Regions from separate parts of the Homo sapiens genome. Here region 1 is linked to region 2. Evidence: chromatin loops called from intact Hi-C (ENCODE). Cell type or tissue: sigmoid colon. All regions are shown on one strand. Each heading gives the region's core, and the rest is flanking DNA. Links, peaks and the distances in the headings are about the cores only.

The links. Hi-C counts contacts between places; a loop is a spot of excess contacts. Peaks named below come from ENCODE experiments on the same cell type or tissue, not always from the same donor. Only the 100,000 strongest peaks of a DNase experiment are listed, where the experiment ranks them.
Region 1: a loop joins it to region 2, with 2.5 times the contacts of the local background. A loop is called at or near these places in 1 of 110 quality-filtered maps.

The regions. Positions count from the first base shown.
Region 1 is chr13:40,372,284-40,378,146 of GRCh38, reverse strand. The region is part of intron 6 of LINC00598 (long intergenic non-protein coding RNA 598); the gene reads left to right. Among named protein-coding and RNA genes, the nearest start is that of LINC00598, 110 kb to the left of the region's middle. In sigmoid colon, for the core only: no CTCF peak of the experiment used is centred there; a DNase peak (open chromatin) is centred at 2,256; H3K4me3 peaks cover 1,224 bases.
Region 2 is chr13:40,546,152-40,552,014 of GRCh38, reverse strand. No RefSeq gene overlaps it. Among named protein-coding and RNA genes, the nearest start is that of LINC00598, 68 kb to the right of the region's middle. RefSeq lists enhancers at 5,281-5,781, 5,782-5,863. In sigmoid colon, for the core only: no CTCF peak of the experiment used is centred there; a DNase peak (open chromatin) is centred at 2,374; H3K27ac peaks cover 258 bases.

The DNA of each region.
Region 1 (5,863 bases), core at 285-5,284, 170 kb after region 2:
ACGCAGCCTGTGTGCATTTGTGGCATTGCCTGTCATTTGCAGAGCGAATTCACATACATCATCACATTTGTTTTCTCAGAGGGGTTACTGTCTGCCCCTCTGTGCCAAGCACAAGGCTAGCTGCCTTACAGTTCAGCTCGTTCACGCTGAACTGTTCACCCCTTGTGACTCATTCCCTCCTCCGTGCCCACTGACGACTGTTCGTTACTCTTCATGGTCTCCGTGATACAGATGAAGAAACAGGCTCAGAGAGTTTGCAGTATTTTCTCAGATTCTCATGGCTGACATCTCAATTTGGGTTTCCCCCAGAGCAGATGAACAAGGATTTAATTGCAGGTAGCTTATTTGGGAGGGAATGGGAATGTCAGCGTTAGCCCAGGATGGGAGGAAAGCCAGTATGTGTGTTGAGGACAGTTATACTGTGGGACCTGGGCTTTGTCCTGCTGAGGACCTGCTGAGACAATGCAGAACAGACCACTGAGGGACGAGGGGTGTGGGGTCTTCATTGCTGCACGAGGGTCTCTCTCCAATACTTCCAATTTGTCCTGGGGGAGGACCAGATGCTTTTCCGGGGCCAAAGAGAAACCCAGGCAGAGGTGCAGGAAGCTGCTAGCTTGTCCTGGGACTGCCGGCAGCAGGTTGCAGGGATGTAGATGGCCATTAAAGTTGATAAATGGAGCAGAATCAAGATTTGAACTCAAGACCCTCTTGCCTCGTCATCCACCGACCCATCTGAGGAGTGCAGAGCATGGCTCTGGAAACAGAGTCCAAGAGGGAGTTCCCTGGCTGCTTTCCTAGTCTGAATCCTTTTGAGAAGGGGAGGATTAACTGAGGGGAAGAGGAAACCTTGAATAAACTGCTTTGCAGCAGCCACCACGGCCCCTGGCTCTTTTTCTAATTCCTTATACTTGCCTTTAGGCTTGCTTGTTCCTTTAGGTCTTTACTGCATCATTCCAGAGAGACCTTCTGTGCCATACGCTACAGTTCCACCCCCTCTTATGCCGCTTAGCACTCACCATTGCCCAACATAGGAGCTGTTTTATGTCTTCCTCTTGATTCTCACTGTTTCCTGCTTTGGAGCATAAGCTGGACAGAGGTAAGACGTGTTCGTTGCTCTATCCCCAGCACCTAGCACGTGCCTGCCATGTGGAGGGCTTCCAATAAGCATTTGCTGGTGGAATGATGAAGAAGGAAGGGGTCCTGGGGAGGGGGTAAGGATCTCTGTGGAGAGCCGTGTGGTGGGGGATAGTAGAGACAGGGGGTAAAAGGAGTGAAAGGGAGCCTCTCCAAACAAATCTGATCTTAATCTATTTTTATTGAAAGCCTGTGGTCCTCAGACCCTCCTTCTACTCTGGCCCTGCCTTCCTGGCCGGGAGAGCAGCCTTGCTGGCCTGGGTGGAGGATGGCATGGGTTTGGGGTTTGGGGTTTGGGAGGCCTGGAGTTGCCTCTCTTGTGTGCAGAAAGGGAGGGATGACAGTTGCCAGCTGCAATGCCCAAGAGCAGGGAGCAGGTGCCTTGGCAGCTGGGCCTTGACACAGGCAGCAGAAGCTTCCTGCTGGAGCCACAGCTTGGCCTCGCAGCCCAGGAAAGGCTGGATAAAAAGTGAGGTCTGTGTTGCTCTGCGGGTGGGCTGCAGGTTGTTCAGTCAGGTGGGAGTTTAATTGGCATTTCCTGCTCCTATGCAGCCCTTGGCTCTCTGGGGCCATGGTCTAGCCTCTGACCCCCCACACACCCTGAGACAGGAGCATCCTTTCCCATGGGGACCCTAAGATCCTCTATAGCTTCAGATCACCACATGCTTCCTTGCCGCAGCCTTCTCTCATTGCCTACCCTGGTCCCTGGGAGTCCTGTTCCCTTAAAAACTCACCAATAGCTGCTTTTTGTTGAGCAGCTTCCAAGGTGCCAGACCCTGTGCTAAGGGATTCCTGCCTATCTCCTCCCTTCACCCTCAAACTCCCTGTGAGACTGATACTGTTATGTTTCCCATTTTGCAGATGGATACGAATGATTGCAATCATTTATTGAGGGCTTTCCACGTGCCAGGGGCTGTCCTAAGCACTTCATATCTGTGACAGATTGTGTTCTTGTTCCAAGTCTTTGCTGCCCTTCCCAGTGGGGCCATCATGCTCCCCACCCTGTTGACGACATGTGTGACTTGTTTGGCCAATGGAATGGAATTGGAAGTGACAGGCTTCTAAGCAGAAGCTCCAAGAGCCACTGCAGTTCTGCCTTTCTTCCCTCCACACCAGCCCAGCCTGGCGCAGATAGGGGCGGGTTCCTCTGTCTGGTTCCCAGAGTACAGACAGGCAGCCAAGCCACAGTGAACATGGAACGGGAGCAGGACATAAACCTTTGTTGTTGTAAGCCACTATGATTTGAGGGTTGTTTGCAGCATAATCTATCGAAAGCTGGTGGATACAACCTGCATTACCACATCTAATCCTAAGAATAGCCCTGGAGGGTAGGTATTCATATACCCATTTTCAACATTAATACTATAACTCTTCTAAATCCTGGAGGAGGAGTCTGTATGGCTCAGCCTCTGCATAGAGTCAACTTTAAAGAAACACAGGGCAAAAGCCAGACTAATTACAAGGGAATTTTATTCTTACATCTTTAGAAAAAAAACTTAAAAGGAGTCCAAATGTAGCTCTCAATTGAATTCCCTCTGTCCTCCCAACCACTTTTCTTTCACCCCCAGCTGCTCCACAGCCTGACACAAATGTCCCCGACTTCTCCCCCATCTGAGCTCCTTATTGCTTTTCTCTCCTCCTTCCCTCACCAAAGCAGACCATTTTTTTTTCCATTTAAAAAAAGCTTGGATACTCCTTCTCTGGAGAACTCAGTATCTGCTCTTTTTCAGGATAGGCAGGTTTTGCACCCCCTGAAGAGCCTCCCTTCCACATCACCACACCAAGGTCCAGCCCCCAACACCTCCTAGGTCAGACTAGATGACTTAGTTAGCTCTGATCCCAGCAAGCAAGAATCTTCTGCTGAAATAAGGAAGAAGAGGGGAAATCGGGCTGGTAGAATTCTCATTGATAGGCAGTGGGAGGGAGGGGCAAAGGCTGTGTCAACCCCACATTAATATTTGCCCTGTTACAGTAGTAATAATAGTTGCTAATATTTATTACGCATTTATGTTCCAAACACTATGCTAAGCCTTTTTTTTTTTTTTTTTTTGAGATAGAGTCTCACTGTGTTGCCCAGGCTGGAGTGCAATGGCACGATCTTGGCTCACTGCAACCTCCGCCTCCCGGGTTCAAGTGATTCTACTGCCTCAGCCTTCCGAGCAGCTGGGATTACAAGCGTGCGCCACCATGCCTGGCTAATTTGTGTATTTTTAGTAGAGACGGGGTTTCACCATGTTGGCCAGGCTGGTCTCAAACTCCTGACCTCAGCTGATCCACCCGCCTTGGCCTCCCAAAGTGCTGGGATTACAGGTGTGAGCCACCGCGCCTGGCCGCTAAGCCTTTTATGTACGTTTAAGTCATTTATTCCTTATTGAAACCCTGTGAGATAATGAAACTCCCCTTTTAGAGACGAGGAAATTGAAGCATAAAGACATTGAGAAATTTGCCCAAGGATATAAGCTAAGAAGTGATAGAACTGAGGTTCAGATCCGGTTCCGAATCCGTGGCCTCAGTCTGTCACCCCTGTGCTGACCTGTGCTGATGCAGTTGGCTCAGAGCTCACAAACCTCCAGTGGCTTCCCAGAGCCCCTGGGACACATTGCTAGCCCCTGAGCATGCCTGGGAGCCCTCCAGGCTGGTCCCTGCATATTTCACAGGCTTGGTCCCTCTCACTTGGTCCATCAACTCCATGGCCATTCACTTCTCTCAACATCCCCAAGTTGCCTTGCTCTGTTTCCCTTTGGGGTCCAGATCTGCATGAGGACACCTGTCTGTCCAGCCTGTCAGTGTCCCTGGTTAAGGGACCCTGATCTTTCAGACCACGGCTTTCTTCGCCTCCTCTGGGCTCTCCCGTGGACACCTGTGCTCTCATGCTCCTTGTTGACTGTCCAGTGTTTCTCCAGCTGCATGTGTGCCCAGGGCATAGCACAGGCCTAAGACAGAGGGTGTGCTCAATTAACATTTGTGTAGTGAATGGATGACTGCTGTTTGGTGTTCAGTTTGTGTTAAATGGATTATTTTGTTACTTTATTTGATGACATTTCCTGGCTCATAGTTCCAGGCCACATCTGTGGTGTGCACTGTCTTCCTTCTGGCTTGGTGATGTGGTTTGGCTGTGTCCCCACCCAAATCTCATCTTGAATTGTAGTTCCCATAATCCCCACGTGTCGTGGGAGGGACGCGGTGGGAGGTAATTTAATCATGGGGGCGGTTACCCTCATGCTGCTCTTGTGATAGTGAGTGAGTTCTCATGAGATCTGATGGTTTTATAAGGGGCTTTCCCCCTTTTGCTCGGCACTTTGTTGTTGCCATGTGAAAAAGGACATATCTGCAAGTTTCCTGAGGCCTCCCCAGCCATGCTGAACTGTGAGTCAATTAACCTCTTTCCTTTATAAATTACCCAGTCTCGGTATGTCTTTATTAGCAGCATGAGACCAGACAAATACACCTGGTACTTGACCTTTTCATATTTGCCAAATGTGATTTTCTCCTTTATCACCTCCAAGCAGACCTGTTTTTTTTCCATTAACCAAAGTCTTGGATATCCCTTGTCTGGAGGAACTTGGTATCTTCTTTTTAATTTTTTTTTCCAGGATAAACAGGTTTCATACACCCTGAGATAACTTATCAAGAAGCCTTCCTTCCACACCCATTGACCCAGGCAGGGTCCAGCACCCCCAATGTCTGGATGAGTCCCCAGCCCAGAGAATGTTTTATTGGAGTTAGCATATCATAGATTTGTCACATAATGTTCTCTGCACTCCAGGCATCCATGACAAAACATGGATATCAGTCTCATCCAAAGAATAAAAAAATTATTTTACAACTTACAGCCAAAAACAAAAAAAGGAAAGAAAAGAAAAACCAAATAACCAACCAAAAAATGGCAAGCATTGGCGGCTTCAGCTGAGGGTTGGCCTTTCCTTCCAACTTGAAGAGAAGCAGGCAGTCATACAGCTTCCCATAGAACCTTGGAATTTTCACATTTGCTGCTTCAGAGGTGCTGGCTGCATCCCCTGTGTCTCCCCCGGGCCAGGAGAGCTTCCCTGCACTTGGTATAGAGAAGGTTTGAGTGGGGATGGGAGGGGGAGAGTGGGCAGGGTCTGGAAAGCTGCTCCTTTAGGTCACTTTCACCCATACTGCTATACACTTAGGTGTAATTCAGACCTGGGCATCATCTGATTTATACCAAGTACAAATTGACAGGGGGGCATGCACAGTCATGGCTGAATTGTAAGCCTGAGAGTGGAGATGCTATTGGGGCCCAGCAATGTGCCCAGTTGACATATTAGGCTCCAAGTCAATAATCCCTCACATATGCTCAGAATCTCTACAAGGATGAACTAACAATGATTGTTCTCCAGGCACTGTTCTAGAGGCCTTATATTAGTGCTTCTGAAACTACATCAGAATCACTGGGGGGATTGTTGGGCTCCATCCTCGTAGTTTTGGATTCAACAGGTCTGGGGTGGGACCTGAGAATTTGCATTTCCAGCACATTCCCAGGTAGGCTGAAGCTGCTGGTCCAGGGATACATGTGAAGAACCATTGCCTTACATGTGCTTTTTAATTACATTCTCAGAAGAACTCATCTTTGAATTTACAGGTGAAGGTTAAGGATGGAATTCAAGGTTCCATGGCCAGTTACTGGGAGAGCTGGGATTCTAGCCCACCCTCAGCTGGTCCCAAAGCCTGTTCTCCTTCCCTGTAGCCGCTTTATCTTCCCATC
Region 2 (5,863 bases), core at 339-5,338:
GATGGGGAACTAGCCTTCTAAAGTACCATCTTCAGACAGTACAAATTTTAGGCTCTTTTTATGTTAAGGGCAGAAGGAAGGGGAGGGGATTGAGATCAAGAGGTAACAGATAACCACCGACATCTGGGTGCCAGCAAGTGTTCAAGGAACTTCTTTGTCCTTGGTCAGGTCACAACGCTCCTATAAATCTTTAACAAAAACATAGTTGTTTACATACTTCTCCTTTAATCCCAGAGTTAGTTTTTAAAACTACATGATTGCTGTTTTTGCATATTAATAGTACTCTAAAATTATCCTTGCCTATGTGCAGAAATGGGTAAGGGCCACTTAAACCAAAATGGAGTTAGTTATGTTAGCTCTTGTGCTGTTTCACTGTTACACTGCTGCTGTGCTGACACTAAGCAGAGTTTCAGCTTCACTAATATAATTTGGGTGAGAGTGAGAAATGGTTTAACAGTTAAATCACATCAGTTGATTGAGAAAGTAAATCTGAGAAAAAAAATGCATTGGGATGCGAGTCCATTTGTCAAGTCCTGGTTGGATTGCCACCATATGTTGGCTACGGATAAAAGTTGACCATAAAAATCAGTGAAAGAATTCTGTGAGAATCAATTGACCTAATATAATTTACAATAGAGAGTATTGTATGTTTTATTATTTGTAAATTGTTACTCATCTTTTATATCAGTAAATTCTTAATTTATGTACGTAAATACAGGCACACGTTATTTCCCCACAGAGCAGGTTGTTAAACATTGGCCAACACATCACCAACTGGGTGTATGAAGGCATTAAAGGACTAATGATTTTGGTGACAATAACAGGCAGAATGGGAGTAAGGGAAAGATAGAATAGGAGGTTGAGGGAGGGTCTGGGGTGAGGTCATGGCAGCAGGTGTCTGAGAAGCTGTGAAGGCCAGGGCCCTAGAGTAGAAGAGGTTAGGGGATGATAGGGCCTCAAGATTGAATGTAGCATGCAAATTAGATTTCAGAGCTAACCAAGGGACTTGGGGTGGAGAGGAGTCACATTTAAGTGCCAGTGCCTTTAATTTGGGGGAGAAATGCAGAGCCAGTAGCTGCTAGATGTCAGTGACTGGGAAGGGCACACAGCAGGTTAGGCTGATGCTGTAAGCATGGATACAGCTTTTAACATGAGGGTGCAAGAGGAAGATTCTGGAACTGGAAAAGGAATGCAGAGGATGCCAGTTCTGCTTTTTAGACTCATTTTTGATGGGAGGAATTATACCTGCATACTGGGGTTACTGTGGAAATTAAATAACCTGAGTTAACCCCCTATGGTAGTGCTTGGCATATAGAAAGGGCTCACAAAATGAGAGCAATCAAATGTTCTGATTTGCTTAGGAAAAGATGTTGTCCCAGCACAGTTATGGTTAAGTTCCTCTTGTTACTCAAAGTGTTCAGGTTTGGGTGATTAATTATATGTTCACCCTATTAACAAATGACTGCTTTTTAATTACTTCCTGGAACCCTCACCTCACAGTGGACATACCAAGAGCACCCAGTGGGTGAGAGGACTCAGAGGCCCCCTGGAAGAATCTTTCACAGGCTGGAGGGTTATTCTTCTAAAGGAATGTTAGCCTGGTGTCTCAGCATAAACTTGAATCTATGACACATACTACCATCTGAATGTTTGTGTACCTCTACCGCCCCATTTAAATGTTGCAAATGTTGAAATCCTGACCCTTGTGGTGATGGGGTTAGGAGGTGGGGCCTTTGGGAGGTAATTCGGTCATGAGAGTGGAGCCCTCATGAATGGGATTAGTGCCCTCACAAAAGAAACCCAAAAGAGGTACCTAGCTCTAGGTACCTCTTCCTAGAAAGTGCCATCTGTGAACCAGGAAAGGGAGAGGCCTTGGTCTTGGATTTCCCAGCCTCTAAAACAGGGAAATAAATTTCTGTGGTTTCTAAGCCACCTGGATTATGGTATTTTATTATAGCAGCCTGAAGGTACTCAGACAGCATGCAAGGTCCTTCCCAACCAACCTTTGCCTTTGCATCTCCACCATATGCACCAGTCACACTCCATTCCCTTTTATGCTTCCAGCCTTTTTGCATGCTGGAAGGTCTGTTTATCCAGAATGTCTGTTTATCTGGAATGTCTTTCTCCTCCCTTCCTTATCAAAGTCCAGCTCAAAGCCTTCCCCTATCATTAAAGTCCACCCCAACCCCTAGTGTCAGAGTAGTTACACAGGTGAACTGGAAGCATTTAAGACTCCTTTCCCAAATATAGCCTTGTGGCTGTGTTTAGCCCTGGCTAAATACTAACAATTCTCCTGAGGCAGCCCTGTAGCCATCCTAACAAGAAGTTTGGAGCCAGGCCTGCCTGACTTTGGGTCATCAACAGCCTTCCACTGAGCCTGAAGCAACTGGCCAGTGCAGTTGACCACTGGACACAGCCAAAGACATTCTTCTTTGGTGAGCCAGCCCACATCTGCCAACATTCCACCAAATTAAAAGCAGACCAAGAACCCCCAAGTATTTTGACAAGTCTGGAGCTGCTATTACTTCAACCGAGGCAAGTACAATGGCAAGAGAGAAAGGTATGGGCAATGATGAAATGTCTAAAAGGGATCATTGGCCTGCCCTCCAGCCAGCCATCTCCAGGGCTGCAGAATCCTTTCTTTACATATAGATTTTTCTCTGGGCTCCAGGGACAGAGTCAGCCCTTTCACTTAGCTCCTACTTCCAAAATTGCCATTAACAAGACTGAAATGCCAGTTTATCTACTTTCCCCCAGAAAGTGTTGCATGTCTATAGACACAGCTAGGATGTGCTCATCTTGGGACAGTTATAGTCTCTGAGTTTGTTCGTTTATTTTTTAACAAGACAACTGGCCACCCTTAATTAAATAGATATGTGATTTGTTTTCAAGCCACCTCATCTGAGAAGGACACCGCAGTGTTATTTGTAGTTTTTGCCTCGGTTGTGTGATGGGGGTGTGTCTCCATCTCTCCCCAGCCTAATGGGATTGGATAAAGTATGTGGATTTCATGTTCTGACTTTTAAAAAAAATTTAATTTGAAACACTTGAAATATTCAAATATTTTTGAAATATTTTAGAATTAAATATTATTTTGAAAGGAAAATAATTAATTCTCCTTTGCAAGACAGAAAAGTTTTTCCTGTTTTATTTCCCTACACCTACCAAAACAATGTCTTGGTGAAAAGGAGGACCTCCTGAGGTCAAGCAATTCTGTTTAGAAATAATTGGAAGTCGTGATAAAACATACCCTGAATTGGTTGGGCACAGTGGCTCACGCCTGTAGTCCCAGCACTTTGGGAGGCAGAGGCAGGCGGATCACTTGAGGTCAGGAGTTCCAGACCAGGCTGGCCAACACGGCAAAACCCCGTCTCTACCAAAAATATGAAAATTAGCCAGGCGTGGTGGTGCATGCCTATAATCCTAGCTACTCGGGAGGCTGAAGCAGGAGAATTGCTTGAACTCGGGAGGCAGAGGTTGTAGTGAGCTGAGATCGCACCACTGTACTCCAGCCTCGGCATCAGAGCGAGACTCCATCTCAAAACAAAAACAAAAACAAACAAAAAACCTCCCAAAAAACCTGAATAGAAAACTTCATGTGTACTTGTAAACACATCTTCTGAGACTCAAAAGTTCTTAGAGCCCTATGAGCTATATTTTTTAAATCAATATTATCTGTAAGTTTCTAGTTCCCCTCTGACTCCATTTTTCTGTCTTCAATAATTGTTATTCCATTAAAAACATGGCTATAATTTTCAAAATCCTGGATAGGACTGGCTGGAAGCATTTAACAGCTGTATGGAATCTCATCTAACCATCATGTGCCTTTTTTTTGGAAACAACAATCTGAGCAATTGTCCTTGTCTTTTGTAAGAAAATCACATGATTAAAAAAATAGATGACTAGCAATATTGTTGTCACTTGGTTACTGGCAGGAGTAGGGAGAGGGAGGAAGACATAGGAAAAATGCTTTCTTGGATCCCTCAGCCACACCAATCTGCAAACCTTTCTGGAGTAAATAATTTCCTTTGTCATTTCTGAATAACTAAAAAAAGACTTCAGAATGTTTCCAGGCCTGGGCATTCTATCATGTAATACTTCCAGCATTTGAGTTACCTTTCCTTGCTTAAAGAGTTGGCTCAAAACTCAGCCATGTTCCCCACTGCTGGATCTGAGTGTTGGGGAGACTGCTATGAATTGTATGAATGAAAGTTCTGTGTTCGTTACGGACAATAATGGCCCCTCTGGGATTAGAAGACATTTGAATCAGCTCCCAAAGGTGCTGCTTTGACCTTAGTAAGCATTCTGAAACCAAGCTTCCCACTGCCTCCAATGTGTCATCCAGAAAGAGAGCTGCAGGCTTACCCCTGACAGGGAGGTGCCTGTCATCTTGTAGACTATAGAGAATAGAGGCCCCATATATGAAATGTTTGGAAGCAGCAAGGCTGGACATTGACCAGCATAAAGCAAGTGTTGGAATTTGTTGTTTCTCTGCAAAATAAGCTGATTTTTTTTTTCCAGGGTACTTCTAAGACTTGTAGAAGAAAAACTATGATTAAGAAAAGTGGATGGATTATTAAGAAAGGCTTTTTATTCAAAAGGTTTTGTGATTTTAATAGCGCTTTGCATTTATAATACCTTCCATCCAAGGATACCAGCCACCTCTGCCAACGCTAATTCCTCAGCCTCTCCTTGAATTTAAAAGAGTAGAGCAAACCTATTCGCCGTGGACCATGCAGAAGTGAAAAGTGAGTCCCCTGGGCGGGGGGAGTTTAGTTACCCAAGACCCTGAGGGAACCTGTTGTAAGGGAACTTCAGAGATAAGACTTTCTCAAAATGTGAGCTACTAACTGTTGGCAACAGAATTACTTGGAAAGATTTGTAAAAAATGCAAATTCCAGAACCTCTGAGAAGGAGAAACAGAATCTTGGATCGGGGTGTGATGGTGGAGAAATCTATATTTTAATTATTCCGGGTGATTTTTATGAACACTGAAATTTGAGAACTGCTCTTAGACTACAGAAATGCTGTAATATTTTCTGCCATTCATTCATTCAATAATTACATTTACCTACTGAGTATCCGCTGTGTAGCAGGCCCTATGCAAGATGCTGGGGACATCCTATGTGGTGATCGGGACAGACGCGCTGTCTTTCCTCATGAGGCTTGCAGTCTTCTGCTGCTCTTTAGTGTGTAGTGTGGGTTAGCAGAAAGATGTCATGAAGTATTCTGTAAAAATAGGCTCCTTGGATCAAATAAATACTGGGCTGATAGCAGGCCATGAAACTGAAAATCTCATCATTCATCAGAGGCTTTTCCCTGCCTGACCTACTGTGGGTGCTGCATAAGTGAGTTGGACAGCCTGGCCTCCTGCTCCAGGAGCTTGCGCATCTGGGCCTGCTTTGGCCTCTCCTCTGGTCTTGCCAGCACAAGGATCAATCCCTGAATAACACTGTGGAGTGGCATTGAAACCGTTTGAGCGAAAGGCAGATCTGGAAACCGGCTTATTTGATCCGGGGGGACCACATGGCTGAGTTAAATGCATCCAGGTCTGAGGAAAATAACAACCCAGCCCCCGCGGAGGGTCTGTTTTCCATTGGAAATGGGCCTCTCTTTTCTTAAAGCTGCGAAAGAGAAGCAACTCCTCTTGCAAGATCTTTGAGGGAGCATAAGCTAGACCCAGTTGTTGGTGCTGGGATGAGTTTCCCATACTCCAGGCTGGGCAGACACCACCTTGCTCCAGGCCAACTCCAGGGCAGAGGCAGCTCCAGGGCAACTTCCAAACCCCTGGTGAGGGAGCAGCAGCCGAGGTGGGAGCCGCCTGGGGCAGGGCCAGACACTCCATGATGATAACACTTTGACA